Linked DNA regions of Mus musculus: region 2 is linked to region 1. The links are chromatin loops, found by intact Hi-C in ENCODE. Cell type or tissue: heart. All regions are shown on one strand. Each heading gives the region's core, and the rest is flanking DNA. Links, peaks and the distances in the headings are about the cores only.

Evidence for each region. Peaks named below come from ENCODE experiments on the same cell type or tissue, not always from the same donor. Only the 100,000 strongest peaks of a DNase experiment are listed, where the experiment ranks them.
Region 2: a loop joins it to region 1, with 2.5 times the contacts of the local background. A loop is called at or near these places in 6 of 42 quality-filtered maps.

Annotation. Positions count from the first base shown.
Region 1 is chr11:78,689,565-78,705,361 of GRCm38, reverse strand. It overlaps Nlk (nemo like kinase), which reads left to right and starts at 7,937. Exons shown (of 11, transcript NM_008702.3): 1 at 7,937-9,553. The coding sequence starts at 9,096. In heart, for the core only: no CTCF peak of the experiment used is centred there; DNase peaks (open chromatin) are centred at 7,391, 7,821 and 10,921; H3K4me3 peaks cover 3,418 bases; H3K27ac peaks cover 1,783 bases.
Region 2 is chr11:78,741,944-78,757,740 of GRCm38, reverse strand. Ccnq (cyclin Q) reads left to right here and starts at 6,012. Exons shown (of 1, transcript NM_197989.1): 1 at 6,012-7,235. The coding sequence starts at 6,079. The coding sequence ends at 6,831. In heart, for the core only: no CTCF peak of the experiment used is centred there; a DNase peak (open chromatin) is centred at 6,050; H3K4me3 peaks cover 1,499 bases; H3K27ac peaks cover 1,238 bases.

The DNA.
Region 1 (15,797 bases), core at 4,663-12,662:
CTGCAGAAAAGAAAAAAGACTTAAGAAGTCAAAGTAATAGTGGACATCTACAAAGGCTAAGCATAATGACTTTATTTGTTATTGCTTATTATCACTAATATTGTTGTTTTACAGTGCTGGAGCTCAAGCGCAGAGTCTCCCATCTGCTAGGCAAGCTATGCTACTGCAGAGACACATCCTTGGCCCATTATGATGATTTTAGAGTATATTTTAAAACTACTTTTCACAACTAACTTTAATTTTTTTTTGGGTGTGTCTGTGTATGTGTGTGTGTGTGTGTGTGTGTGTGTGTCTACTTGTGGGTGTGCGTGCTCACATGCATGTATGTGTGTGGGTCAAAAAAAAAAAACCAAAAAACTGATGCCGGGCATGGTGACACACGCCTTTAATCCCAGCACTCAGGAGGCAGAGGCAGGCGGATTTCTGAGTTTGAGGCCAGCCTGGTCTACAGAGTGAGTTCCAGGACAGCCAAGGCTATACAGAGAAACCCTGTCTCAAAAAAACAAAAAAACAAAAACAAAAAAACAAAAAAAAAAAACGAAAGAAAGAAAGAAAGAAAGAAAGAAAGAAAGAAAGAAAGAAAAGGAAAGGAAAGGAAAGGAAAGGAAAAGAAAAGAAAAGAAAAGAAAAGAAAAGAAAAGAAAAGAAAAGAAAAGAAAAGAAAAGAAAAGAAAAAGAAGACATCCCATATCTCCCTTAGTCTCTCTTTACCTTGGAGTTTGAGATGGGACTTGTCACTTACTGCAGAACTCCTTCACTGGGTAGACAGGCTGGCCAGCAAGTCTCCGGAATCCACCTGTCTCCCTCCAGTGAGTGCTGGGGTTGCAGGTACTCGGACCACCACCTCCAGCTTTTATCTGGGTTCTGGTGATCCATGAGCTCCTTGTGAGCGTTACGCACTAAGCCATCTCCTCAACTTTAAAGTCACTTTAAAACCGGGCATGGTAGTGCATACCTGTTATCTCATCACTTGACAGGTGAAGTCAGAAGGATCAGAAGTTCAGGCCAGTCTTGGCTGCATAGATTGCAGTCAGCCTGGGCAAAATGAGACTCCACCTCAAAAACCAAACCAAGCCAAAGCGAAAATAGAACAAACCAAACAAAAGTAACGTTAACTAACAACATTTATGATCTCTGATTTACCTAAAAAGAAACTGTAGGGGATCGGCTGATGCATGTGATCAGGGCTAAATAGTAGAGAGAGGTAAGATGAGGCCAAGGGCCTCAGACACACGCAGAGGGGATTGTCCTGGGACTTAGAGGCTGTGTGACTAAGGCAGATGAAGGGTTAGCTGTGGTTGCAAAGAAGGCCCAGGCAGCAATGATCTGGAACTTGTTTGGTCTCTCCCTGTCCCCAGCACATTGTTATGAACCAGTCTCCATCTTTGGTCCTAGTTACTATTATCTCCTGATCTTGTGCTGTGTTCCATCCCTGCCTCCATCCATATCTCTCCTGTCAATCAGAAAATCTTCCTTGGATCTCTGTGGCTTTTCTTCTAGAGCCTTCTGTATCTGACCCTGGACCCACCCTTTGTCTTGCAGCACTGCCAAATGTCTCACAGGTCTGCACCCTTGCTCACACTCCAGTGTCTCCAGCTTTATTTTGGTAGCGACAGCTTTATCACCCTGTCACAAAGCTGATGGAAGACCTGAACATAATAAGAGAATGGATAAGGGAGACGAGGAGAAGTGTATTTTTGTTTTGTTTTTTTTTTTTTTTTTGAGACAGGGTTTCTCTGTGTATTCTTGGCTGTCCTGGAACTCACTTTGTAGACCAGGCTGTCCTCGAACTCAGAAATTTGCCTGCCTCTGCCTCCCAAGTGCTGGGATTAAAGGCATGCGCCACAATGCCCAGCGAGAAGTGTTTACAAGTGACTAAAATCTAACTATCACCTTTCATCCCCAGAGCCAACTCCCCAAACACAGCCAAGAGTCCTAGAGATAGAGACGGCTGTGGGAAATGTCGAGTCAGTGAGGGGGAGCGATGAGGCAGGAGGCTGCCTATATTGAGTCAGACACTGATGTCACTAAATAATCTCCATCTTGTGTTCTTCACCACACAGACGAGGAAACCAAAGTTCAAAAGTGTTATTACACCCGTGGTCACATGGCTAGAAAAAAATGCCACAGCATATGATTCCAGTCAAGGCTGCAGACTCACCATGTAAATTCTTCAAGTAAAGGGACAGATTTAGAGAGCCTAATAGCAGAGAACATCTTCCTGAGGGATCTGTGAGTACAACTTGGGAGGCAGAAGGATATAAGCCTGGACTTAATGGAAGTAGGACCCAGAAGGGGTGAGGCTGCCAAGGTCCCAGGTGGTCCTACCTGACCACCAATGAGGGCTCTGAGCAAAAGTGCTAACATTGCATGTATCTGGTAAGGAAGGCTGCTCTGCTTCAAAGCGAAATCCCTTTCTGGATGTTCTTTCCTTTACCCCCGTTATTCTGTGGCTTTGTTTCCCTACTGACTATTCCTTCCAACTGTGGCACACAGTGGAAAGGATGGTGGTATGATGGGAGCTAGTGAGTCCCAGCTGTCACCCACTAGCTGTATGAGCTTCCCTGAGGCTCCCCAAGTCTGCTTCTCTATTTGCAGAATGGATGTATTGGTGATGTGTTATACGGGATAAGTGATGTTGAGCACCTAGCACTGTGGAGAGGGGAGAGCTCTCTTTGCTGTTCCCTAGTTTCCCAGAGCCTGGCCCATGCTGTACAAAGAGGCTGCAGACAGCTCTTAAGGAGAGCCAGTTCTTAGAAGAAAGGGAAGATCATCTCCCACTTCCTGCACATTATATTCCTGCTTATGCATTCTGATGTCCTGCTTGCTTTTTTGGGCTCTAAGTGCTATCCTGCTGACTCACTTCCGACTTCTCCTCGTTCATCATGCTCAGCTCCTGAAAATGGAATAGGATGGAAAGGGCCGGAAACTGTACTGTCTGGTGAGATGTTTAAGGGGACAGGCACCCTATGTGGATAGAATGCTGGGAGTATGAGCTGAGCAGAGCCCACAGCATGATTCTCATCTGACTTGTGATACTTGACCTTGGATTGTAATACTAATACTAACCATCCCACTTACAGCTACTGATGAGGAGCCGAGAGGCTCCGGGCTATGTACTTTCTGTGGATCGCCTCTTTGATCACCACGGATGAAGAAGTCGGGGGAGGGCAGAGCAAAATTTCAACCCCATGGTCTAGATTTGTGCTGTCTAATGAAGTAGCTGCTAGCTACATGTGGCTAATGAGCACTTGAAGATAACTAATGTATGAAAGGTGACTAGAAGAAGGAAGGACTTGAACCTGAAAGGGGGGGGGAGAGGGAAGGGAGAGGGGAAAGGGAGAGGGAGAGAGGAGGTATGCTATCCCCATATAGTCTGAGCTGCTCTGGAACTTCTCATGTAGTCCAGGGTGGCCTAATCCCAGTGATCCTTCTGGCTCAGATCCCTGAACATCTAGGATTACAGACACGTGTCACCTGAAACTGAACTTTTAACTCAACTGAGTGTTGTATGTGAGTGAAAATACTAGATTTCACAGCTCTCGAATCATATATGTGTGTATCCCTTTTCAAATTTTGATCACATATTAAAGTTACAATAATTTGGGTATATCAAGTTAAATAAAACATATCCAGATAATTTTACATGTTTCTTTAGCTTTTTTTTAGTTGCTTTTTATTATTTGTTTGTTTTTTTGTTTGTTTAGAGACAGGGTCTCATTCTGGAGCTCTGACTGGTCTTGAATTTGTTCGTGGTAATTCTCCTGGCTCAGTCTCCTGGATTATGGGCACAAGTTACCTTGCCCAACTCCAAATAAACATTTTAAATTATATTTTACAAACTAGAAATCAAAGCTTATGATGATTCTTAGAGTTTTGTTTGTTTGTTTGTTTGTTTCTTGTTTTGAGACAGGGTCTCCCTATGTCAGGGTGACGGTGAACTCACAATTCTTCTGCCTTAGCTCCCTGAGTGCTGGGATACTTGATACTCAGTATAAGACCACGTCTGAAAGTGTACGCATTTCTCCAAGGAGTCTAATTTGTGTAGCACCTGGAGTATGCTCAGTTCGCTTGGAAATTCTTGTTCTAAATAGATGTACAGATCTGTGAGGAGCTACCAGTGCCCCAGTGAGGTACCTCCAAAAGTCCCTGCACCAGACACTGAATCTCACCTTGGAGAAGACTTAAGTCCCTGTCCTCAGGACCAGGGCCCTGCCAACTTCAGGGCCGCTTTACTTGAAGGGCTTGTTAACCAGATTCCAGCTCTTTCCCATCCAAAACCTAACTTAATAGATTTGGACAGAACCAGAGACCTTATGTGCTAAAGAGACTTCTCAAAACTATGCTTTAAAGGAGACTGTCATCCACGGGAAAGGTAGCAAAGTATCCCAAGCATTAGGCGAGAGAGAGGGGAGAACTGAATTAACGAATATTGAAGGTTTGTTCCCTGCTAAGTAAGCATTTTTCAGTATGTCACTTCATTTCACTCTCGCATCAACTTAATGAAGCACATAGCACTACTTCAGCGGGGGCAACCGAGACTGAAAGGTTAGTTAAATGGCCAGAATCGCGGAGCTAGCAAACGGCAGGTCTCCGGTTTGTACTGACTCTTCCTGACCTCAGTAAGTCGTGAAGATCTCCACTGTCTTCGCTTTTTTTTTTTTTTCTTCCCCTGGCACTGTCGTATGAACTGGGTATATAATATAAGTGAGACAGACAAGCTCTCTGTTCTGGTCAAACTCAATAAGCAATTAGAATAGAGTTCTCAGTGCTACAAGGGAGGCAGTGTCATGAAGATATATAATGGAGAGTCATAGTCTAGATGAGGGGTAGTAAAAAGCTTTCCAAAAGAAAATCTGAGACTCACATGGAGCAGAAAGGATGGCGTAGAGGATTGGAGCATGGCTGGGGAGGAGCAGAGCATGGCTGGGGAGGAGCAGAGCATGGCTGGGGAGGAGCGGAAAGTGGCTGAGAAGGAGCAGAATGTGGCCGGAGAGGAGCGGAGCGTGGCTGGGGAGAAGTGGAGCATGGCTGGGGAGGAGTGGAGCGTGGCTGGGGAGGAGCGGAGCGTGGCTGGGGAGGAGCGGAGCGTGGCTGGGGAGGAGTGGAGCGTGGCTGGGGAGGAGCGGAGCGTGGCTGGGGAGGAGTGGAGCACGGCTGGGGATGTCTTAAGCTGAAAATCAGCCATGAAGGTTTCAAGACATCAGTGTGGTTGAGGAACTGAGAGAAATGTAGACTGCCTCAAGCAGAGAGGGTGGAAGTGAGATGGAGGGCCTGAGGCAGACAGGACCAACTCATGGCAGCCTCTTTATGCTTATTGACTTTATTCAAGGCTAGAGGCAGGGTCAGACTTGTACACTATTTCTCCACTAATCCTAAGTGACTGCCCAAAACTGTGAATAGTGCTAAGTTCCACAGATACTATTTTCCCTCTTCATACATGTATTTGATAATGTTTTTGTTTATAAATTAGGCACAATAAGAATAAGTATAAGCTAGACCAGGTTGAACATCCATTAGCTGGAGTTCTGGGGATCCAAAGTATTTCAGATTTGTGATTTTTGTGCTTCGAATTTTGACAAATTTACATATATAATGACATCTTGGGGATGGGATCCAACTCTAAACTCACAGTCATTTATGTTTCATAGAACCCTTATATGCCTTATAGGGTTCTAAGGTAACTTCAAGGAGGAAAGTAATGTCCCAGTACACCCACATTTGTGCTCTGATCTGTCATAGAAAGTCAGGGATGGGCTGTTCCTCTCGTGTGTTCTGTTGACCCTTGAAAAGTTTTAGATCTGGGATGTCTTCAGCTCTGGATTTTCAGAATAAGGTTGCTCAGGTTGCATTCTGTGTACTGTAATACAAGTGACGTGGTTTGTGTCCCTGATCTCAAAACTGTTCTCCCAGTGTCTCATGTGATGAATGGAGATGTGACAAGATGAAGCGAGGAGAAATGACTTGGGCTTGGTGAGGCAATCGTAAACTGTCCTGTAAGGCTGTTTGGACATAAACCCTGCAGTACTGTGGGAGTCAATCTGATGATTGGAAGTACCAAGTCTCAATTTCATTCCACTACTTAGAATGGTGTACCTTTTAAAACGTGTTTACTTTTGGAATATATACAGAATGTTTTTGAATTACAGTTGACTATGGAAAACGAAATCGTAGGAACCAAAACCTCAGATAAAAATAGACTGCCAAATTATTTTTCTTATTTATTTACTTGTTTGTTTATTCTTTATTACACATATTTATATTTGTTTGGTTTGAGACCCTAGATATCCTAGGACTTTCTTTGTAGAGCAGGTTGACCTTGAACTCACAGAGATCCACCTGCTTCTGCCTCCCAGGTGCTGGAATTTAAGGCATGTGCCGCAACATCTGGCTACATATTTCTATGAACACGGGTCAATGACAAACTTCTCTGGAACTCAACCCAAGTCAATTCCTTATATTTCAAAACCATGTTGAACTTTGGAACTTTGGAACTTTGGAATATATCATTGTTCATATGATCCTGGGATTTTTTTCATGGGCTCATATTTTCTGCTGAAATTTCTCTATGCCTTCTTTCTTGGTTTAACCAACAATTTTACAGGCAGTACTTCACCTTTTACAGATGATGGGAGCTGAAAAGTTTACTATGTCCTCAACAGCCCATCAGGGAGCTGTAGGCAGGGAGATGCATTAAATACACTATTGGTGTTACAGTCAGGTAATGCAAATTGAGGAGTAGAAGTGGAGAGGAGCTCAAAGGTGTTTAAGACTACTTTCTTGATAGGAAAGGGAAGAGTGGACAGGCAAAAGAGGAATCAAAAATGGCCTCTAGGTTTTGATACACAGTTTTATTGAAAAGAATGTCTGTTAGCCTAGTATTTAAGAATAAATTTAGGTTAAGCAAAGTAATATCAAAGAATGATGTTCTTCTAGTAAAATTTCAATGAATGGAACTTACTTGACCAGAAAACTTTGGGAGATTATTACTGTTTAGGGGCTTTAACGTGTTTTTTTTTTCCCCTGGTTTTTAATTTGTATAAATTTTGCAGTCTTGGTATACTGAAAATAAAGCCTCTTTTTGGTCAAAATCAAGCTTAACTGATGAGTCTACTTTGTTTCGTATTACGAAACCTTGAGTTTTTGAAGCTTAACATGCCTTTTTGCTCCTTCTATTTTTTCCCATATCTTGTACCTTAGAAAGAGTTGTAGATGGCTCCTATCAATGGACCAGTGATAATTTAGACTCCGCCTTCTCCGCCTAAGTCCCGCCCACATCAAAACCACACCTCTCTCTTAGCCCCGCCTCCTGAAGATGTCGTCTCCGATATGACAGCAAATTCTCCACAATGCTATCCAATGGGACATACGAAAGGCGGGACCTATGTCAATCTTTTTTCCCCCATTTGTCCAATTATATATCTATTTGTACTCAGTTCCATCCCACTTAGTCTTCAACCCAAGGATTGGTTTCTCTGTTCTTTGTTCCTGGCTCGTGATTGGTTTTTTTCCTCATTCCGCCCCTCTCTTCTAGCTCTTGCAGGCGGGATTAGCACGCAGCTTCCTGCTCTTTCCAAAAATAAAAAAATAAAAAAAAAATAAAAGAAGAAAAAGAAAAGAGGAGAGAGGCGAAAGAAAAAAAAAAAAAGTCACGGAGATTTTTGATTTTTAATTGGCTTTCAGTCTTGTCGGTCAGGCCAAGATTTGCCTTTTTATTGGTCTGTCTGTCTGCCCATCCTGAACCGGGGGCGGGATTTCCCCAGGAGACCCACACCTGGTTGCCACTGGTCGACCAGTGCGCCTGTCTGAAGCTTCCGGCCAGGGATTGGAGGCGGACGCGGACAGGTGGGCGTGGATTGGCTAGGGCAGCCGGTCAGTGTGAGGCGGGGGCGGGGCCTCGGCGGCTGGTTGCGCGTGTCCGCCGCTGGCTCCGCTCTATCCGGCTTTGCTAGGGGAGGTGAGTCCGGCCGCGGCGGCACCGGCGGCTGAGAAGGCGGCGGCTGAAGAGAAAGCGGTCACGGCGGCTGTGGAGAAAGCGACCGTGGGCACGGAAGCCGGGTGGGGGGGAGGGGGGGAGACGGAGCAGCCTTGAGCCCTGCAGGGGCCGTCGCGCGGGGGACCCACCCGCTCTCCCCCCCAACCCTCCTCAGCACAAGCCGGCGGCGGCGGGGGCAGGAGTCAGCCTGCTTCCGACCGTCCCCCGCCCGCTTCCCGGGGCTCCTATTCTTTGGCCCCGGGACCCTAACCTCCTCCGGGGCGGTTCCCTGTGTCTGGGCGTCCGAGTACTGCCCACCGCTCTTTCATTCCCTCCCTGCACCTTCTTCCCTTCACTTTTGCCGGGGTTTTCTCTCTCCTCTTCTGTCCTGCCTGTCGCCTCTTCGCCTCACTCTCTTCCTCCAGCCTCCTTCCCTGGCTCATTCTGCCTAGGAAAGTTTGGTACATCTCCTCAGTCCCCCCAATCAGGTCAACCAGACTCGGAGTAGGGGGCGATGTAGGAAGGCCTGAGAGTTCGAGGGGAGGGAAGCTGGAAGCTGGTTTCCCTGATAATTTCCCCTCATCTTTTTTGATTTAGAGTGGTTGGAATTTTTTTTTAATTGTGTTTTTGAGGAGGTGGGAGGTGTTTAGAAAAGGATGTGGGAATGGAAGGGGTAGATGAGTCAACCCTCTTACAAGATTCCAAGGGTGGCGTGTTACCAGATCCTTTTCGTGTGCGGAGTTCAGGGGGTCGGGAGGTTTGGCCTTTATTCCCACATTCAAAGTTGGAACCTCCCCCCCATTAAGAATGGAGTTTTAGTATCCACTTGTGGCAGGAATCCTGGGGGGAAGGGGCCCTTTTCCCTTTTTCTTTTCCTTTTTTTTTTCTTCTTATTTTATGTTCTTAACTTTTATTTTGACAACCCATACCCTTCCACACACTCTCACCCCCAAATCGAACACCCAAGATTGTCAAACTTGTCTGGATTGACCGATGAAGACATAAAGCCAGTTCCGCTCTATGTTTTTTGAGGTGGAGTGAGTGGTTTTTCTTCATTTTTTTAAATGGCCAAATGACAGCTTGACCCAGTTTGCTTTCCAATCAAAGGGCATTTTTTTGAATGTCTCTTTGTGGCACAAGAGCCAACGCAAAAATGATGGCGGCTTACAATGGCGGTACATCTGCAGCTGCAGCAGGTCACCACCACCACCATCATCACCACCTTCCACACCTTCCTCCTCCTCACCTTCACCACCACCACCACCCTCAACACCACCTTCATCCGGGGTCGGCTGCTGCCGTACACCCAGTCCAGCAGCATACGTCTTCGGCAGCTGCGGCAGCCGCCGCAGCAGCTGCAGCCGCAGCCATGTTAAACCCTGGGCAACAACAGCCATATTTCCCATCCCCGGCACCGGGTCAGGCTCCTGGGCCAGCCGCAGCAGCCCCAGCTCAGGTACAGGCTGCTGCAGCTGCTACAGTTAAGGCGCACCATCATCAGCACTCGCATCATCCGCAACAGCAGCTGGACATTGAGCCGGATAGACCAATTGGATATGGAGCCTTTGGCGTTGTCTGGTGAGTATCAAAACCACAACTCCACATGGTTCTTACGGGGCAAGCCATGCTTCATTGGTTTTACTCCCATCTTGACCAAAGTAGAGCGAGCTTTTCCACTCAACTTGAGGGAGCCATCCTCCTGGATGACGATGAGGCCTAGTGCACTGGCACTCTAGGCCCGTGCTTTTTGAGTCATGTCAAATGGTAGTGGAGCATTTTCTCCAGAGTGACACAAGTTTGCAGACTGATGAACTTGCCTTCCAAGAACCTCACTCAGAGAGCTACTGAGTGTAAGATCAGCAGGTAAATGTGTGAAATACCTCCTACAAAGACCTTGGCCATCTCAAGTGTGGTAGTTTGGATTGGCTGCTCAATTACAGCAGGTGTCAACAGCTGACCCCCAGCTTGATTGCTTTATACTAGTCCTCAGCAGAATATATTTAATGCAGTCAACTTTCCTGCCCACTATATCTTTTCATACCTTGTTTTGTGATCTTGGCCCTGGGAAGAAAGGTAGGTTTCATTGTTAAACCCATTAAAAATCATCACTTGAGTAGTTTTATTTTAAACCATAAAGCTTAAGTTGGGAAGTCTGTAGCTTAGCCTTCTGATAAGAATGCATTAAATATAGCATCACACATGAGTAGCACAAATGAGGTTAGTAGACTGGAGCTACGCAGTGGCCCACATTCCATGTAATGTGTTGCTGACTATTGGCCAGCTGCTATGGTGGGAAGTGTACTTTTAACAAATGAAGCTGCTTGACTTTTGTTAATGGTCAGATATGTTTAAACGTCTAAAGATTTGTTAAATGCAACGTCTTTGTCAACTTGCCCTCCATAGGAAGATTGGTAGCTTATAGTGCATTTACTTCTATCCTATATAGAATGAGCTGAGCTTTTCTTTTTCTTAGTTTTTCCTCCCAAGGATTAACAATTCCAGGGTGGAGAGATGATTTCAGATTTTCAGTGTATGTAAACATAGATTCTTAATGTCCAGGGAAGTCCCCATCACAAAAAAGAAATCTTTAAAATTTGCCTATAAATAAATTCCTTTCTTTGTTTTGAAGGCTAAAATTCAGCTAGATATTATTTGTGTAATAGCTAGCTATCTGATTCCAGAAGTTAAAGTCTTGGCACCTAAGTGAGCTGATTCTTAATTCTCCTTAAAACGAAAACAGAACAACAAAAAACCCAACAACGTAGAGTTCAGTTTTTCTCAGCCAGCCTGCAAGGAGGTTATTGCTGCCTTCCTTCTTCTCCAGGGACTGTGGGATTGCTGGTGGGGAAGAGTGTAGCCATAATGGGTTCTTCTAAGTGACTGTTCGGGGACCTGACTATTCCTGCCTTCCTCTTCTCTTCCAGAGCACCTTCCCCAGGGAATTCACTAGGCACTTCCACTCCTTGCCTAACCCTTGAGGGTTTCCCAACTAGGCGGGGATGGGAGGAGAGCAGGAGAAAACTGGTTTCCTGCTTTAACTCTTGTCATTGTTTCACAAACTTTGAGTATCTGGATTTTTTTTTTTTTTTAAGATGGGGTTGTGTCCAATGCTGAAAACTTAAGGGATACAGAAAGGGAGCTTTTTTTTTTTTTTTTTTTTTTTTTTAGCATTCTCGAGTTCACTACCTTTCTGTCAAAAGGCCATGTGACTTGCAGAAGTTTTAACGTCAGTTTTATGGCAAGAGTAGAAAAAATGAAAAGGGAGTGCTCTAGCATCTCATCTGTCAGACCTCCTGGCAGTGGACATTAGGAATCGCTTGTATCTGAAAAATCCACCAGTGCTTGGTGGGAATCCTTTCTAGAAATTTGCAGACAGCCCCTTGAACCAGTAACTTTGACCATCTTCAATTGTTTCATATTTACTGAATACACTGTAAGTTCCTTGAGGGTACGACCTGTATAACAAAGTACTTGTTTTGTAACTTTTCGAGACAAAGTCTCAATCAATATATAACTGTTTCTGTTTGGCCTGGAGCTCAACTATGTAGCTCACTGGGCCTCGAGCTTGCCTCTGAGTGCTGGGAATGTAGAGATGTAGCACCATGTTTAGAAGAGGACAGTGTCCTCAACCTTCCTAAAGCTGCAGCCCTTTAACACAGTTCCTCAGGTTGTGGTGACCCCCAACCATAAAGTTACCATCGATGCTACTTCGAAACTGTAATTTTGCTACTATTATGAATCATAATGTAAATATCTGTGTTTACCGGTGGTCTTAGGTGATACTGTGAAAGGGTCTTTCAATCCTCTAGGGAGGCTCCACCCACAGGTTGAGAACCACTGGTCTAGAAGAACTTTTTTTTTTTTCCTCCAGTACCTAGGACAGTGCTATGGCATCTTACTGCTTTTTTGATGTTCTGCTTTGTTTTGGCGTAAACATAGGCATATATTTCTCTCAGTTCTCGAGAATAGAAATCCAAGATCTAGGTGTCGGTGGGCTTGAGTCCTTCTGAGCTTCTTTCCTTGGTTTTCGGATGGCTGCCATCTTGCAGTGTCTTCCAATTTTTTCTTTTTGATACGATTTCATTTCACAATCAGGCAGGAATGGTTTTTATCAGCTGTTTTAGGTGAAATACAATTTAGTTTGAAAAGGGAGAGGAGTACCAGGTGTGTTTTTAGTATGCAAATGCTTTTCTATTTTTATATTTACATATTGATGACTTGATGTCTGAATTGCTTCTTTGGAATTTAACTGCCTTGTGACCTAAGTTTGCTAAAACTAGAGATTTGATAACCACACCAGAATGAATTGCCAGTAGTGTGCTGAAATTCCAGGTGACGTTGTTTACCATTTAACCTAATAAAACATAGTTTTTCTTTTTAATTTAGAAAGTTCTTTTTATGTGTGAAACAATTATTTTTTAGAACGATTAAACAGGCCAGGCAGTGGTGGCACACGCCTTTAATCCAGCACTTGGGAGGCAGAGGCAGGTGGATTTCTGAGTTCGAGGACAGCTGGGGCTACACAGAGAAACCCTTTCTCAAAAAAACAAAAACCAAACAAACAAACTAAACTAAAAAAAAAGATTAAGCAAATCCTTCTAGTGATACATCATTTAAATCAAAACTATATGTAGTTATCTGGGCATCATATTCACTTAGATTCAGTCAGTTATTTTGGGAGTATTTTTTGGGCATAGTTTATATAAGGAATTGTATCTACTCCCTTCCTTTTCATGGACATGCACCTTGGGGTACTAACTAATGGCCAAAACGTGAATATAATTTTGAGGGTGACTAGTCTTCAATGCAGCCAGGGAGAAATATTCATAGAAATGATGCAGTATTTTACCATTCAGATTTATCACCGAACAACTTAGTACCTAACTCGATTTACCTTTCTGCTGAATTTTACTAGTAGAATAATTTACCAGTCTTGGACAGTTGTGTAAAATCGTGAGTTTCCCATTAGCTTGCTGGTAAAGATGGTGCTTTGACAGTTCAATTAAGGTTTCATTAACAACTGTCTGCTGTGTTTTATCTCAAAGTAAGAGTTCTTGCTTACCTGGTAATGTGAGCAGGGGTAGCCTGAAATGTATTCATTGTGAATGATCGATGTTGCTCATTGGTTCTTAAAACATCATATATAATTTGACCTGCATTATCAGATGTTGGGACTTTGTATTTTGCATTTGTGCCCATATGGACATTTCGTAATGCAAAAACAAAGTACAAACAATATTTCTATCTTTTGGTGAAGATAATATAAATGTATCCTTTTGTCCATAGTTCACCTTTGCTAGAGAAAAATACTGTGCTTTAAAAATGTGGCAACTTTGGAACAAAGTGCTTCAGGGTCTTATGAAGTATATAGTTTAAAGAATTGGAGTAAGCTGACAGCATGAGAAGAGTTTGAGGACTTCTAAGCCCAGTCAGTTTTTGACACTCTCAACATAAAATATAGATTGGATTAATGCTACATGCTGCCTTGATAAAGTGAGTCCAGGAAAGGCCTCCACTTTATAAAATTAATGTTTTAGCTTTTTACTTGTCTGATTAATTAAAAGATCAAAGATCCGTAGATGCATCCAGTCTGTTGTCTTTGTACTTCAAATAAAGTTGCAAAGCTTTGAATGTTTTTGCTTTAATACCCTTAGCAAGTTACTTTTATCTGTATTTCAAAACTTCAACATCTCTGTTGTGATACTTAGTGACTTATCACTGAGCTTTGTGATCTTGATAATTTTCTCTTTCAGTCCCTCATCTGTGAAATGGGGATCTTAGCTCTGATCTCAGAATTGGTACTGGGGTTAAATGAAGTGATCCTTATAAACTAATATAACTAGTATACAGTAAGTCCTCAGTGGATGCTATTGTAGTTACTGCTGGTTTAAAAAAAAAAAAAGAACAAAATGCTTTTGTTAATGTGCAGGAAGAATCTTCCTGTGTTGTCAGATTTACCGTATAAAATCAACATTCAAATTATTTTAGGAGGCATGACTTTAAATACCATAGAGTCACCTCCTCAATTGAATTTGTGCCAAGGAGATAATGAAGGTTAAATTTCAGAGCTGAGGGGAAGCTACTCTTCTGTTCTCTCAATTAAAACAACAACAAAACAGCTACTTTGGGTATAGTATAGCCAGTGTTCCACTCATCATCTGCGCTGTCATAGAAACTATTGTGGATTAACCGACTGGGAGGCATAAGTGAAGGTTGCCATCACTGTCTAAGGTGCTTGAGTGGAAATTCACTTGTGTTTAAAGGAAAAGTAAACTGCTAAAGATGATCTCTGTGAGGCGGGGGAAGTGTCTGTGAGTGGATGAGAAATTATTCAGTGTAAACTTTCATGCGTGGCAGAGATGTCTAACTTGTTCATCTTGTGAAAATTAGAGTGTGTTTTCTGTGGTCCTCTTACTCTGTAAATAAGAAATTAGGTGTTGGAAAATGGGGAACGCTTTCGGATGGTTGGGGAAGATCCTGGATTGAGTTACACCAGTAAGAGTAGTATACTAAAAGTGTATTTTGTTAGTAGCTTTTCCAGGTTAAGAGTCTGTAGTGTTTCTTTACTATCAGTCAAGATTAACAGGCACTGCTGGGTTCTGGGGGTGGGGTGGGGGAGGGGGTCTGCTTTGTGCAAAGAGCTTTGAAGAAGCAGAGCCTGCACCATAAAAAGGAAATGGTTGCTTTTCTAGATATAACAGAGCATCTGTGTGAAACTAGCAGTGTGGAAATTTATATTGTTGATTTCAACTACAAATAAATGTACCTTTAGAAACTACAGGTTCATGGTCATAAAGAAAAGTTAGAGGAGAAAAGTTGCACCGTCTAATATTACTGTACCTGTTTCTTGGTGATTGAGAGCGTGTAGCCTGTAACATTCAAAATGATTTTAGATTTCAACTCTGAAGATTATTTGCATGTTAAAAAAAACCCATCGCAATATAACAAAGAGTAAATTTGTTTTATAATTGGAGATTAATGTCATGTTAGTACTAAATACCAACTTAGAAAAAAGGACTTAAAAAAAAAAGAACATTTGAAAAACATTACCTTTTAAACTAGCTAAAATAACAGTATCTCTAAATCAGTTCGGGGACTGGTACAGTCAGCCCCCTTTCCATTTGCTATGCCAGAGGAGGATATTTGTATCTATTAACTAGATATATGTTTGAATGTAGATTGTTTGTTGTCTTTCTCCAAAGTATGACATCTGAAGAAATGTTATTCTTTGATATAAAACGACCTCTACTGGGATGGATACTAGAATGTTTTCTTTACAACTAGAATCTGACCAAGTTTTTATTGACTTCTGTGCTATAATCGAGTGGCTGCTTTATTGTTGTTTTAAAAGTTTTTTTTTTTTTTTTTTTTTTTAACTCAGGCTTAGTGATGTGCTAGCAATTTAAGGATCAACTGCATATATTGTGTGCTTCCTTAACATGCTGATCAGTGATCAGTTGGTTGGAAGTTGTCAAGGACAAAGAAATTTCTTCCATTTGTCATTTAACCAGTAAATGGAATGAAGCTACCTGGTAGATTATGTTTGGGTTTTAGTTACGATTCCCTGTACATCCATAATAATAACCCACTCCAGTGAATTATTTGTTAACTGGGTCATCTAGTGCACAGCAACAATGATTTCCTAACTAAAATAGCTTGTCATTTTGATCCTGTTGTTGCTAGGGGGTAATATTGAAGAGTGCCCGAGGCATCAGTTACAGAGCAGTCAGTAAGCATGTGCCAAGACATGATAGATGGCATTAGTAGTTCAGAAGTACCTAGCCAAGAAATATTAGCAAAAATTCTAGCACTCTGAACATAC
Region 2 (15,797 bases), core at 3,003-11,002, 54 kb before region 1:
TTTGTAAGGTAGATGTTATTAGCTTTGCCAAAAAGAAAAAAAAAAAAAACAAAAAAAAAAAAACAAAACCTCAAGGTTTTCTGGGTGGGAAGGGACACCCTGTTTTGAGGCTTTCTCTGCTCTATTGAGGAGGCAGCTTGAGAAGTCAGCCCCCCTGGGGCCCTGCAGAGATGAAACTCGGAGCTTACTCATTTCAAGTATTAGGCCATTTTTCGCCAAAGCTATAATGAAAAGCATACAACAGTAAGCTGGAGAAATTGGTGTCTGTGTATGAATCCAGGACTATGTGTCTGCAACATAAACAAAAGCCCAAATTCTTAGAAACAGCTTAACCAGGGCTGGGAGATGCTAAGTCAGTGTCCTAGTTTTATTTCTGTTGCTGTGATAAAATACCCTGACAAAAAAGGCAACTTAGGGGAGAAAGGCTTCATTCTGATTGTAATTCCAGATTCTGGTCCATCATTTCAGGAAAGTCAAGGCAGCAGACTCTTGAGGCCCTGGTCACATCCATAGGCAAGAAAAGAGACAGGAAGAATGAGAGAGAGTGCATGAAGTACTATCCAGCTTACCTTCTCCACTCTTATATATAGTCCAGGGCCCAAACCTAGGGAATGGTGCCACTCAAGGTGGGCTGGGTCTTCCCACATCAACAAATGCAAACACCACCTTCCTTCCATGATCCTCTGAGACAGTCCAGCCTGATCTAGATGCTCTCTTCCCAGGTGATTCTAGATTGTGTTAGCTTTACAATTAAAACTAACCATCACAGTCAGTAAAGTGCTTGCCTTACAAACACAAGGACCATGACAGATTGTGTCTGTAACTCTAGGGTTGGGAGCAATGACAGGTGGATGCCTGGTGCTCAGTGACTAGTCAACCTAGTTGAGGTGATGAATTCAAGGTTCAGTAAGTGACCCTGACTCAGAACACTAAGATGGAGAGCCATCAAGGATTGGTCTAGGCAATCAAGGATATCAACCTCTGGCCTTCACTTACACCCATGCCCATACATACATACATACATACATACATACATACATGAGAGAGAGAAAGAGAGAGTTATGGTGCATGCTTGTATGCTTGTAATTCCAGTATTAGGAAAGTGGAAACAAGATGGCCCCTGGGAGTCTCTGAGCAGCCACCTTCACCATTTCAGGCCAGTGAGAGAGAAGCTATCTTAAAAACAAAAAAGGTAGACAGTGCCTGAAGAATACCATCTAAGACGAAACGCACAAGGTTGTCTTTTGGTCTGTGCAAACACACACATACCATGCACCAAAGTGTAATCATTAATTCTGGTCTCAAGAAAAAATATAATATTCATCTAATATTCATTAGACCATGGGTGACCTCTTTATTCACTTGTTTTTTGTTTTTGTTTTGCTTTGTTTGCTTTTTGGCTTTTTGAGAGAGGGTTTGCTTTTTTCTATGTGTCTCAAACTCACAGAAATCCACCTCCCTCTGTCCCCAGAGTACTGGGATTAAAGGAGAGCACCACTACTCCCTGGCTGTTCTTTTTTTGTTTGTTTGAGTTTTTTTTTTGGGGGGGGTTCTTTTTTTTTTTTTTTTTTTTTTTTTTTTTGGTTTTTTGAGACAGGGTTCCTCTGTGTCGCCCTGGCTGTCCTGGAACTCACTCTGTAGACCAGGCCAGCCTCCAACTCAGAAATCCGCCTGCCTCTGCCTCCCAAGTGCTGGGATTACAGGCATGCACCACCACTGCCTAGCCCTGGCTGTTCTTTTTTATAAATTATTTTATTTTATATGTACAAGTGTCTGCATGCATGCCTGTACACCTTGTGCATGCATGCCTGATGCCCTCGGAGGCCCAAAAGCATCAGATTCCCTGGAACTGAAATTAAATGGTTGAAAACTATCATGTAGGTGCTGGGAATCAAATCCAGATCCTCTGGAAGAACAGCTAGGGCTCATAACCCCTGAGCCATGTCTCCAGTCCCACAACTTCCTGATTTATATATAGGATGAGCAATACCTTCCTCACAGAATGTCTGGATGTGCGAGGTCTAAGTGGGGTCTAGACTAAGAAGGTAAGAAGGCAGCACCAGTGTTCTTGAGATCTCTGCACCCTTGCTTACTTCTTTACCAAAAAACTGGGAGATGGGAATTGGGAAAGGAAAGGATTTGTTTTGGCCAGAGCTGGGGAGAGAGAAATTCTTAGCTTCTCCTAGCCTTGCCAGCAGCAGAGTTACAATTTATAAAAAGGATGGAACAAAAGCCAGGAAATATGCATATGTAGATTTAGCTCTGAGATAAGTTTGTGGAACTCTGAGATAAATCTTCTCCTCCGAGAAGACTCTTCCTCTGGCTCCAAGGCTCCAGCCTGTTCTCACACCTGGCCTGGAATTTTCTGGAACTTCTAATTCTTTAGGAGCCTTGTTGTACTCTCTCTCTCTCTCTCTCTCTCTCTCTGTCTCTCTTTTCAATGAACTGAACCTTAATATCCAAAGTAATGGGCATAACATTTTTACTGTTTGATAATTTTACATTTCTAGCAGATAAAGGAACATGTTGCATGTTGTGATTGTGTGTAGAGATGACACTGTGTGTAGAGATGGACAAGCTTGCCTAGACAATTCTCTGAAAAGCCAGGAACTCCCTACCTCTTCCTCAGTTCAGTGAGGTATGCATGAGAGTGACCCTTGTCCTCCTTTTAGAGATCAAGGATCTAAGGGACTTAATCAGTGGCTGAGCTTTCTCGGGGATTCAGGGCCTGGCCAGCTAGGGTCATGCATGCCTATAATCCCAGCATTTGGAAGGACCAGCTACATACTGAGAACATCTCAGAGGAAAAAGCTGCAGACTGGAGAGATGGCTCAGCAGTAAAGAATACTTACAGCTCTCCCAGAGGACTTGGGTTTGATTCTCAGCACCCAAGTCAGGCAGCTTACATAGTCTGTAACTCCTGCTCCTGGGGATCTAATGCTGCCTCTGCCAGCACCTGTGCTCACATGCAGACATGCACACCTACACATAGTACACACACACACACACACACACACACACACACACACACACACACTATTTTCTCCCCATATATATATGTGGGGAGAAAAGGGTACAACTGGATGTGTATGGTGGCTCATGCTTGAAATCCCAGCACTAAGGAGGCAAAGGTAGGGAGTTCAAGGTCAGCATGGACTATACAAGATCTGTCTAAAAAAAGAAAGAAAGAAGCCAGGCATGCCTTTAATCCCAGCACTTAGAGTCAGGCAGATCTCTGTGAGTTCGAGGCCAGCCTGGTCTACAGAGTGAGTTCCAGGACAGCCAGGGCTACACAGAGAAACCCTGTCTCAAGAAAAAAAAAAAAAAAAAAAAAAAAAAAAAGGAAAGAGGAAGAAAAAGGAAAAAGGAAGTTGGAGAGAAACTAGACCCTGGGCAGAGGATAAAATAAGCATGAAGAAAAGGAAGAAAAGAACTCTAACCAGACATGATGGTAGATACCTGTATTATAGCACTTGGGAGGCAGAGGCAGGTAGATTTCTGAGTTTGAGGCCATCCTGGTTTACAGAGTGAGTTCCAGGACAGCCAGGGCTACACAGAGAAACCCTGTCTCGAAAAACAAATGGAGGAGGAGGAGGAGGAGGGAGGAGAGGAGGAGGAGCAGGAAAAGAAATAAGGATCTAATCCTCGCTCTTAGTTTTCCTAACGGTTTACGTGCACTTTGTGTGCTTCACTCCATCCACTGCAAAGCCAAAGGGAAATGGGTGTCCCCAAAATAGGCTGACAACACGGAGAAGCCTGGAAAGGATAAGGACAAAAAAGAAAAAAAAAAAAAAAAGAAGAAGGAAATAAGAGGGCCAGGTATGGTGGTTAACACCTTTAATACCAGCACTTGGTGGCAGAGGCAGGCAAATCTCTACAAGTTCAAGGTTAGCCTGGTCTACATGTGGTATTCCAAGCTAGCCAATGCTGGGCTACATAGAAAGACTCGGTGTCAAAAAGAAAGTGAGAGAGAGAGAGATGGAGGGTGATATTCTTTATTTCTAAGACTGAGTTCTTTCTCAAGGCCATGAGGCTACATTTATACACCCAGCCTCACTCAACCCAGCAGTACAGGGAAAGCCCAAATACACTCCGCCAGACATGGCTCTGTATTGGCTTTAGGGCTTCAAGGTCTTGAAATATCCTTGTGCACTCAGACCTTTTTCTTAAACACTTGGTATGTAGCCCTGGCCTTCCAGAAACTGTTTATGTAGACTAGACTGGCCTTGAACTCACAGAGATCTGTTTGCTTCCTCCACCCTCACCCCCACAGTGGCCTTTGGACATGAAGGGTCATTTCCTTTGTCCCCAAGGAAATCTGCAAGGCCATCACCTGCCTGCCACATTTCATTTGTCTCACACACTGGGGCTTCATTTCATTACCCATGGAAATTCAGCTTCATTGATATGAAGGGGCTAATTACTACAAGAGACATAATTACAAGACAGGAAATGGATTTACAGCTGCTTTTGGGGGAGGGGGAGCTGCAGCAGACACTGGCTGCTCTGCCCTTCTGCCTTGAGGGCTAACGCAGGCCACTGCACCCAGGATGGACAGTCTCAATTTACCAGAGTGTGCTCCTACAGAAGTCAGGGTTCTACAGAGCTCTGGAAACAGTTTCGTTTTCCCTCTCAAGTTATACCACCACTGTTGATGTGTTTTCAATAAGATCCTCTGACATAGTAAAAAAAAAAAAAAAAAAAAAATCATACTGAAGTGGGCAGGGCATTTAGTTCACGAGTAATGTGCTGGATTCTATCTGTCCCCAGAACTACCAACATAGTGTCTTCCACAGCATGTGAAAGCTCACACCTTTAATCCCAGCACTTGTCAGGCAGATCTCTGTGAGGCCAGCCTGATCTATATAACAGGTTTCAGGTCTGCCTGGGCTATATAGTGAGAAACAGTCTCCAAAAACAAAACAAACAAAAAATAAATAAAATTTGAGAATGTAGTCTTAATCGGTAACATTTAAAGAGGAAGATAACCGTGTGCTACAAGTGGCCAAATGAGAAATGTAGAAGTTGTGGGGTACTGCTTTTCTTGGGGGCTAAAGAACGCTAAGATTGAGAAATCCATGTCTGGTACATCGTCTAATGCATATACCTCTCTTTGGAATCCCTATGGCTTAGGGTGTTTTTTCCCACTTTACAAAAGTCTTAATTCATACAGATATATAAAGACATAAATGAAAATGAAAGATTCCTCAAAACAAATTAGTAATAGCTAAAGGTCATGAGCTGGGTGATGGTAGCAGGATGGGGGGGGGGGTGGGGGGGTGGGCAGCAGTGCATGTCTTTAATCCTAAGAGACAGGTAGATCTCCTGATTTGGAGACCAGCCTGGTCTGCAGATCAAGTTCCAGGACAGCCAAGGCTACAATAGAAAACCCCTGTCCTGATGTCCTGATGTATCTATCTTCCTTCCTTCCTTCCTTCCTTCCTTTCTTTCTTTCTTTCTTTCTTTCTTTCTTTCTTTCTTTCTTTCTTTCCTTCCTTCCTTTCTTTTTCAATTAAAACAAAATATCGCTGAGTGTGGTGTTGCACACCTGGGATAAGAGGATCAAGAGTACAAGGCCAGTCTGGGTTAAATGTAGAAAACCTGACTCAGAAAAATAATCATCAAAGCCAAACTTATGGAGCATATTTGATCTGCCTACATCACTCGTTCATTTTTCACAAGAGCTCCATGAGGAGGGGACAGCCAACCACCCCAACTTGCACCTAAGGAATGAGATGTAGAGGATCAACCAAAGCCCCCAGGGTCACAGAGGCAAATGCCAGGGTGAGAGTTGACTCTCATCCTTTCCATAGCCTGGATTCTCAGGAACAGTGAAAAAGCCCCTTAAATCAAAAGTAGTATCTTCTCAGATGTCTTAAAAATAGCACTCCTCGTCTCCACCAAGCTGCTCCTGAGTGCCTATCTTTTAATATAGGAGGAAAAGCCGAGCAGGGTGGGCGTGGCGGCAGGACGGGTGGGGGCGTGGCCGCTTGACGGCACGCCCCCTCCGCGAGGACCCCCGGAGCCGGCCTCGGCGCGCCGGAGCGTTTCTCCTTCCGGGGCGGCCTGCTGGGCCTCATGGAGGCTGTTCGGCCAGACAGCTGCGAAAGCGGGCCGGCGGCGCCGCGAGCCGAGGAGAGGCCGGCTCCCGAGGCGAGGGTGCACTTCCGAGTAACCCGGTTTATCATGGAGGCAGGCGTCAAGCTAGGCATGCAGTCCATCCCCATCGCCACCGCTTGCACCATTTACCATAAGTTCTTCTGCGAGATCAACCTGGACGCATATGACCTCTACCTGGTCGCCATGTCTTCCATTTACTTGGCCGGCAAAGTGGAGGAGCAACACTTGCGTACTCGTGACATCATCAACGTGTCGCACAGGTACTTTAACCCGGGCAGTGAGCCATTGGAGCTGGATTCCCGCTTCTGGGAGCTACGAGACAGCATTGTACAATGTGAGCTTCTTATGCTACGAGTTCTGCGCTTCCAAGTCTCTTTCCAGCATCCACACAAGTACCTGCTGCACTACTTGATTTCCCTCAAGAACTGGCTGAATCGTTACAGCTGGCAACGAACCCCCATCTCAGTTACAGCTTGGGCTCTGCTACGAGATAGCTACCACGGGGGGCTATGCCTCCGCTTCCAGGCTCAGCACCTAGCCGTGGCTGTGCTCTACCTGGCCCTGCAGGTCTATGGAGTCGAGGTGCCTGCAGAGGGTGAGGCCGAGAAGCCTTGGTGGCAGGTATTTAGTGATGACCTTACCAAGCCAATCATTGACAATATTGTGTCTGATCTCATTCAGATTTATACTATGGATACAGAGATCCCCTAAGGCCCTGGCCGAGGCCGGACCTAAGACCAGGATGATCGGAGGCCTGGGGTATCGTTCCACCAAGTTGCTGTGATGGCGTGTCTCCACTCGGAGGACTGGTTGTGCTGGCAGAGGATGTCATTGGTGACTGCAATGACATGCTGTCATTTTGTCCCCAGCAGCCCTTGTTCAAATAATGCTAAGAGCTTCCATGTGGGCAGGACATATAGAGCTTTCTAGAATTGGCTGCATCAGCTTTTGCCCTTTGAGAAGATGCTGCATTTGAGGCATGGACCATTGCAGGTCGCCAACAGGAAAGTTAAAGAATAGAACTGCACCCTTAGGGGAAGTATGAATGTGTAACATAGAATCTTATTTTGTATAATAAAAATTATGCAAATAAAATATAGGAAAGGTTTAACGCACCAGAGTCTGCCTTATGGTATTTCTAAGTTACAGTAGGAGAGATACTGGAAACTGATCAATATTGGGGAAATGGTTAGTGAAGCATGGTACATCCATACAATGGAGTATTTATTATTCAACCACTAAAACATATTTGTAAGGGGTTTATGACAATGTGGGTAAAGGTTCATATTAGGCAGCATAGAAGATAACAAGGTTATAGATGCACTATAATTTCTACAAAAAAGAAGTATACAAAGATAGGCAAAGTATGAGTTGGGGAATGTTAAACGTATGATAACGGCTGTAAGAATTTCTGTCTTTCAGCTCTCTGGATTCTTACCCATCATCTCATGATAATGGACCTTTATGGTGAGATCTTGCTTATCGTTGTGGGTATCCATTTAAAAGGACAATCATCATACTTCATTATCCCCAGAAGTTCCCACATAGTGGACTTCCCTAAATCATAAGACAGTTGTGTTAGAGCTGCCTCCTTTGTCCTGGCTGTTAGCATCCGGAAGAGTGACCAGCCTCTTGAAGGTCAAGGGGGAAAGGCTGAGCACGCTGAGGGCAGGAGGATCCTGAGTTCCAGACCAGCCTTGGCTACGGAGTGAGACCCTATCTCAAATTTAACAAACAAATGTGAGCAAGGAAAGGAGGTGTTGGGACTCCACGGACCCAGGAGTCATTTAACCCTTCATGCTCTCAACAGACTTTCCCCTACGCGTGTCAGGCACCAATAAAAACACAGCAGATGCTTAGACCTGCCTATCACATCAGGAAATAGGAGAAAGAGATTAGGCATGTAGCTCAATTAGTAGAATGCTCGCTTAGCATGCATGCTAGCATGCATGAGATCCTGGGTTTGGTACCTACCACTGCATAAACCAGCTTGGTGGTATAGTGCATGTACCTGCAATCCCAGCAGTCAGGTGGAGGCAGGAGGATCAGATTTTCAATGTCAGTTTAAAATTATACTGGGCTACGTAAAACTCTGCCTTAGAAAGGGAGAATGCTGGTGGCTCACACCTCTAATCCCAGCACTTGGAAGGCAGAGGTAGTTGGATCTCTGTGAGATCAAGGCCAGCCTGATCTACAGGACAGCTAGGGATACCCAGAGAAACCCTGCCTCAAACCAAAAAAGGAAGAATGAAAGAAAAATAGGAAGGTGAGGTCAAACTCATAGTTGAGGTAATGTTATGAGTTGGGAAATTAACTGGAGATGGAGTCATCCCACACTTTAAAATGAAGGAGAGGGACAGCTGGGGAATATGACTTGTTTTTGCTGGTCTGTGATGGCAACCTCTGTAATAATGGCCCTTCTGCAGTGTGGAATATGGTGGAATGTCGTGGAATGATGGGAACTGTAGCTTGTCTTCCAGGTTTGTTCCCAGGCATTCACAAACCTTCAAACACCTGGCCCATCAGGTGGTTGGCTAACTTGTTTGTGGAGAAGCAGCAGGCAGCTCCTTTATTGGTATTCCCTGACCCACTCTCCAGGGACTTCCATGCCAGGGTAAAAGCACTAGGTAAATAAACATGGACTCTACCTCTATCCCCCATGTAGAAGCAGATCTCCAAGTTACTCTGATTTTCATACAAGGCCTCCAGGAGCGGAGCTTTGAGGCAGAAATAGGAGAATGACAGAAAAGGATCACAGCCTTGCTTGGGAAAAGCTCAGCCTGACTTTGGAGCCACACGGGGTTAGGCCACTGCTTCCAAAGGCCTTTCAGACGAGAGTCCTAGCTCAAGGCTATTCAGGCAGTGTGCCCACCTCAGTGACAGTGAGCCTGTGAGAGAGTGGTATTTTAGCTTCTCACACTCACCTCCTCTTAAGGTAACAAGGTCTACTTTGTCCGACACCTGAGCAGTAGAGGGGCTCTGCAGGCTTAGGGGTGCAGCTGGGACTCCAGAGATATATTGCTACAGATCCTGGGCCTTAGGATGAGAGAAGCCCTGGAAGGAAACAAAAATCAGAGCTCCGTGATGCCCACAATGCACGCTGGGCCAGAGTAGGATTTCCCTGAGGTAAACGGCCACTTACACTGCTCGGGCCTAGGAGGATGGAGTTATGAGAAAGGAGCAAAACCAGAAGGCACATCTCTGGGAGAATCAGGGAATTGGTAACACCTGGGCTCTGGGGCCAGAAGAAAATGGATTTTGACCAAGTGTTATTAATCTCCCAGTAAGTTTTACAGCAAGAATCTAGGGAACCCGACCGGGCATGGTGGCTCATGCTTTTAATCCCAGAAATCCAGAGGCAGAGGCAGGTGGATCTCTGAGTCGGGGGTCAGCCTGGTCTACAGAGCAAATTCCAGGAATCCAGGACTGCACAGAGAAACCCTGTTTCCAAAGCAAAGAAACAAACAAAAATGTAAGGAACCACATTCTTTGATAGGAACAAGGTATGCTCTGGTCCTAGACGTTAGAGGGCCACTCCTAGGGAAGACCAAGTGTCTCCCTGAGAACTCTCTTCTTCTCAAGTCACCACAGTCGCAAGTCTATCTAATGGCCTGGGAAATTCCAAAACCTGGCTTATTGGAACATTGATGATCCATTTCCCTGAGCAAAGGAACTGGAACCTTAAACTCAGAAAGCCAGGGCAGACTATATCGGCTCTGAACATTGGCTCAGGAAAGAGAAGAGAGCCTTATTTTTTTCTTTGGTTTGGTTTGTTTTTCAATACATGGTATCTCTGTATAGTCCTGGCTGTCCCGGAACTCACTGTATAGACAGACCACTCTGGCCTTGAACTCATGGAGCTCTGCCTGCCTCTGCCTCCCCAGTGCTGGGGCTAAAGGTGTGTGCCACCACTGCCCTGAGGTATATGATTTAACTGAATACTTTTCCTTGAGGCTGGGAATGTAGTTCAGTTGGTAGAGTTCTTACCCAGCACTCCGAAAGCCGCAGGTTTAGTCACCAGCTCTATATAAACTAGGGATGATGGCACACACCTGTAATCCTAACTCAGGATGTAGAAGCAGGAGGGTCAGAAGTAAATGGCCATCCTAGGTTGCAGAACGAGTTGAACTAGCATGGGCTGACGCACTGTCACAAAGGTAGACAAACAGATGAGTAAGCACTTTAGGGACTGATCACATAGATGACATCACATCGTGACATGTAACCCTATCTCTGAAAAGGACTTCTGTATGGACTGTGTACTTCTTACCATCTTCAAAAATTTTAGAGCTACATTGGAAAGTGTGCATACTTTAAAGACATGATGGACTCAGATGCATAACCCTTGAAAGTCTTGAAAGAAGTAGTCATACAAGTTCTTAACAGTAATCTTATTCACATTAATTTTTTTTTCTTTTTTTCTTTGGAAACAAGATCTCTCTATATAGCCATGGCTGTCCTGGAACTCACTATGTAAACTAGGCTAGCCTCAAACTTCTCCTTCTGTCTCCCTAGCACTGGAATTAAAGATATACATATATAAAACCATGTCTAACACCTTTTAAAGTCTCTCTTTTTTCACTTATTGATGTATTTTGTGTGAATATTTTGTTCACATGCATGTATGTGTACCTGATGGATCGATCCCCTAGAACTGAGGTTACAGGTGGTTGTGAGCCATTATATAAATGCTGGGAATTGAACCCAGGTCCTTTGCAAGAGCAATGTGCGCTTTTATCTAGTGAGTCATCTCTCTAGCTCCAAACAAATGTTCTTTATTTTTTTTAAAGACAGGGTATCACTGTGTAGCCTTGGATGTCCTGGAACTTCTCTGTCGACCTGGCTGACCTCACACTCACAGAGATCCACATGCCTCTGCCTCCCAAGTGCTGGGATTAAAGGCATACACTGCTACGCCCCGTTCTAAAAATCTTTATGTCTACCTGTGACCAAGTATCTTTTATGGTCTGGGATTTTCTATGATTTCTTCAAAACTTTCGTGTCCTTTCTAAAGAGTCACTTCTCATCTGATATCATCAACCATTTTTTCAGCTCATTAGCCTACTATGTTCTCCTCGGTGTGAAACTGCTGACATCAGTGAGGTGAATCCACCCAACTGGGTTCTGCTCCTCGGAGAGTTCTCTGCAGAACTGTGAGTCATGACTTCTAGATGAGAACGTTTGTCTATTTTTGCTCATTGACTTCTTTGAATAAGAGTATCTGTGCGTCAAAAGAGGGCTGGGCTGCATCTCAGTCTCACCTGAGCAGTACACACATCAAAATGGAACGAGCTATCTCTGAAGGCTTATTTCATGTTCAATAGGGAACGGGGCTTTTGCAGTCAAACTCTCTGTGGTTCCAATTCTGTTTAGAGGTGGTCTCTGGACACCTCTGGGTCTTTTATTTTTAAGAGAGACCCACCACATTGGTCTCCACAGCCCCACTTCGGAGGACTTAGCTGGCGTTTTCCACTCACACAGACATCAGCACATAGGCAGACCCTCAGCTTGGCCCTCTTCCAGGAATAAGGACAAAAAAATCAATCACTTATGTGCATCCCATAAAAAGTTTCTTCTACAGTTATCCCTTGCCTCTTGGGTGAGTTCTATAAAGCTTCAGGTACATTATTCCATGCATCTTCAAGATTATCCAGAAAGTAAAATATACTGTTCAAGATCTTGGGTCCCCAGATTGTAACAGCGGCTTCCAGTCTTAGTGTGGCTGCCCTAATTCCCTCTCCAGTCTCATCCTCTCCCTTGTAACCTGCTAGGAGCTCCCGTCTTGGCAAAGGGAAGCCCACAGTCTTTTACACTTTTAGTCCAAGCATGTTACTGAGAACTTACTCAGGCCAGCTGGCCTTGTATGACAGAGTCGCTTTATTTTCCAGCCCTGTGCTCCTCCACCCCCATTCTCTGAGCAATGAGGTCATCACAGTTACTTCCTGCTGGTTCCGACACTCTCCTCCAACCCAAGCACCCCCCAACAGCCCCCCAGCTTCCCAGTTGTAGTCACCACTAGGCTGACTGGGGCCTTGGGGTAGGCCCAAATCAGAAAAGAATGTTAAAAATCCACACAGCAACGACACTGTATTAGCTATTTCTGTATTAGAAATTATTCCAAAGTTTAGCTGTTTAAAACAGAAAAGGAAGTAGATGAGATAGCTCAGCTGGAAAAGGTGCTTGCCATGTAAGCCAGAGGACCTGCCTGAGTTTGATCCCTGGAGCTCAAATAAAGGTAGAAGGTGAGAACTAACTTCACAAAGTTGTCCTCTGATTGCCACACGAGCTGTAAACACACACACACACTAATGATACAAATAATAATAATTAACACGTCTCTTCATCAATGAACTTGCAATCTCAAGATTTCTTCCCATGTGGCCTCGGCTCTTCACAAGGACAATATATCTCATTAATCTCTGAAAACTATATTTATCTTCTGCATGACCTTAAAGGCCATCACAAAAGAAGAAAGTGCCCTTGAAGCAGTAATGGAAATACCAAAGGGAACGTTTGTGGAGCCAGCGAAGCGAAGTGTCTGCAGTATGATTTGTAGATCAGGGCTTCTTAACCCTTTTCTACTCAAGATTTCTTTTTTGGGCTGGTGAGATGGCTCAGTGGGTAAGAGCACCCGACTGCTCTTCCGAAGGTCCAGAGTTCAAATCCCAGCAACCACATGGTGGCTTACAACCATCCTTAATGAGATCTGACTCCCTCTTCTGGAGTGGCTGAAGACAGCTACAATGTACTTACATATAATAAATAAATAAATCTTTAAAAAAAAAAAAAAAAAGATTTCTTTTTTACCCAGGAAAACATGACCCCAGGTGTATATATATATGGTAGGAAAAGTATTCCACTGGCCAAAGGCTTGCTATGCAAGCATAAAGACCTGAGTTCTAGCCTTAGCATTGACATAAAAAGCCAGACATGACTGTGGTACCTGTAATCTCAGCACTGAGGATGGGGAAACTGAGGCTCTCTGGAGCTCATTGGCCAGCCAGCCTAGCTGAATCAGAATGCTCTGGCTTCAGGGACAGATTCTGACTCAAAGGAAAAAAAATGGCAGGGAGTGACTGAGGAGGTTCCTGACATTTACCGTTGACCTCTGACCTCCCCTCCTACATATGAACACTGGCTCACATTCGCATACCCCCCACACACACATACACATGCATACACACATACACACACACAAACCAACAATATATAGACAAATAATTTGCTGAAATTAATCGTTAAGAAATTTATTTTGAAACAATTCTTTGGTATTCGCATAATTTAAGCACTTATTAAAGATGCATGCATACAAATGAGATGAGTGTGTTTGTTTATTGTTACACAAGAATTACATCTTGGCCGGGCGTGGTGGAGCATGCCTTTAATCCCAGCACTTGGGAGGCAGAGGCAGGCGGATTTCTGAGTTCGAGGCCAGCCTGGTCTACAGAGTGAGTTCCAGGACAGCCAGGGCTACACAGAGAAACCCTGTCTCAAAAGAAACCAAAAAAAAAAAAAAAAAAAAGAATTACATCTTGGCCGAGTATTTGATGTTGCAGACATCAGACACAGAACATCTTCGAAACATGTTTCAAAGTTAACTGATACTTTGATTTTATAACTGTCAATGCTGAGAATACCACTTTGCAAAAACACGGGGTTCAAAATGGCAAAAATATTGCTTAGGACCATTTCAGAAATTGTTGAGAATTCCATCCTAATTACAATTGCAGAGCCATTTAATAATTTCCTTAAATGAAACTCAAGTCAGCAATTCAGGTAACAATTTAAGAGGTTTTTTTACATTTAGTGCATGTGTGTGTGTGTGTGTGCGAGTGTGTGTGTGTGTCTGCATGTGCATGTATGTAGCTTTCAGGAGTGGGTTTTTCTTCCTTTCACCCTGTGGTTCCTGAGGATTGAACTCTTGTTGTCAGGCTTGGCACGAAGCCCTTTTATCTGTTGAATCTGCTCATCAACCCACTAGCAACAATCTTTAAAGCCATACACCCTGACATTCTGTACATTCTGACACAATTCAACCCAAAGATAGACTAACTTGGTGCTTGCGTGCTGAGGAGCAATGGGGGAGAAACATTAAATGGCTTTCTGCTATTAAACCTTTTACTTTCTGGTAAAGACCAGAAATCTTCCTATTTCTACGATTCCTAGCATCCACAGGTCTGAAATCTGAGCTGAGGTGTTGGGGCCAGTGCTCACAAGCATCACGTGGGATGAGACTCGAGCAGTACCATGCATCTAGGTGCTCTGGATCTAGAACCAAGGCCTTAGTGAAGGTGTGCAAGGAAACACAGCTGAGTACGGCCAGTAACACTGCAGTATTACTTGACTGTTGCCATATTTTAGGCCCACACTCAGTCACGTGATTCCATGTGTGTTCACAACTTACAGTTTAAGAAGCCAGGCTATAGACGACCAGTGCTATGTGCATGGCCCCACCTGTCAGATTTGTTCAAATTTCAGCACTTGGGCTTCACTCTAGGCTTTCTGACTCAGACCCTGAGAAAGAAAGAGGTGAGAGAGCAGGAAGCCGACCAACATGTTTCGCTGGGAAGACAGATGACAGAAGACCTGTGCATGATGACACTCCAGCCAAATAGGGGGTTAACCATGACCACAAGATGCAGGCCAGGCTCTGAAAACCGCCAAAAGTCAAATTAGAGATGATGAGGGTCCACATTTAAGTTCCTCAAAGCAGATCTGAGAACCAGTGACAATACCCATGAGTCAGAAAGGCCAATGACTGTTCCGTCAATGAAGGAGTGATGCCTGGACAGGTACCTCTAGCAGAAAGGCACACAGTGCCATTGGTGATGGGTCCCTGCTGGGCAGTCAACCTCCTCGGAAAGTTTTCCTTCAGTTGTTTGCACACCCAGGGGGGATGCTGTCCTGACCCACTGTTTCCCTTGCTGTCACCTCCCATGACTCTAGTTCAGATTTGCTGAGATTGACAGAGCTGCCAGAGGAGCCAGCCCGGCTGTCTGGTGTGCACAGTTAAAAATAATCTTTAGTTTGCTAAGCTGGCTGCTGAATATCTGTGGCTTTAATTGATGGGCAATCTTCTTGGTGTTGTATGAATTTAAAAACTAGTGCTTTCTCAAAGCACTGTTGTTGTCCCATTGGTAGCCTGCCAAGCTGACCCCAACCCACCCAACCTGTCACCTCCAGAGGACACACACCTGTACTCTGATCCCTCGGACTCCAAGGCTTCCCCTGTTGACCACAAGATACCCCCCAAACCAGCTTGAACACAGAGAATAACTAGGGGGCCTCATCATAGTTTATTTTCGTTTTTAAGAAGAGTTCTCTGCTTCAGCTGCCTCGGGGGGCAGGTACAACAAAATGACAGAAATGAAAACACTGAGCCACATTAAAGCACTCTGCCAGCAACAGACAAATCCCAAGCCTTTGGAGACTAAACTGACGGCAACTGCAGCTGCCCTTTTGCCAGCAACAGGGATTGTGGGCTCAGATTGACGGCTCTGGGCTTAAGCCCAGGAGTTTAATGATAATGATGTTGGTGATGATGATAATTATCATAATAATAGCTAACCTTTATCGAGGACTTTCTGTGTGCCAGACACCGCACAGTACATACAATGTGTTTATTTCTATCTGTTTCTCTGTATAATATCTACACGTAGACAGTGAGAATCTCCTGT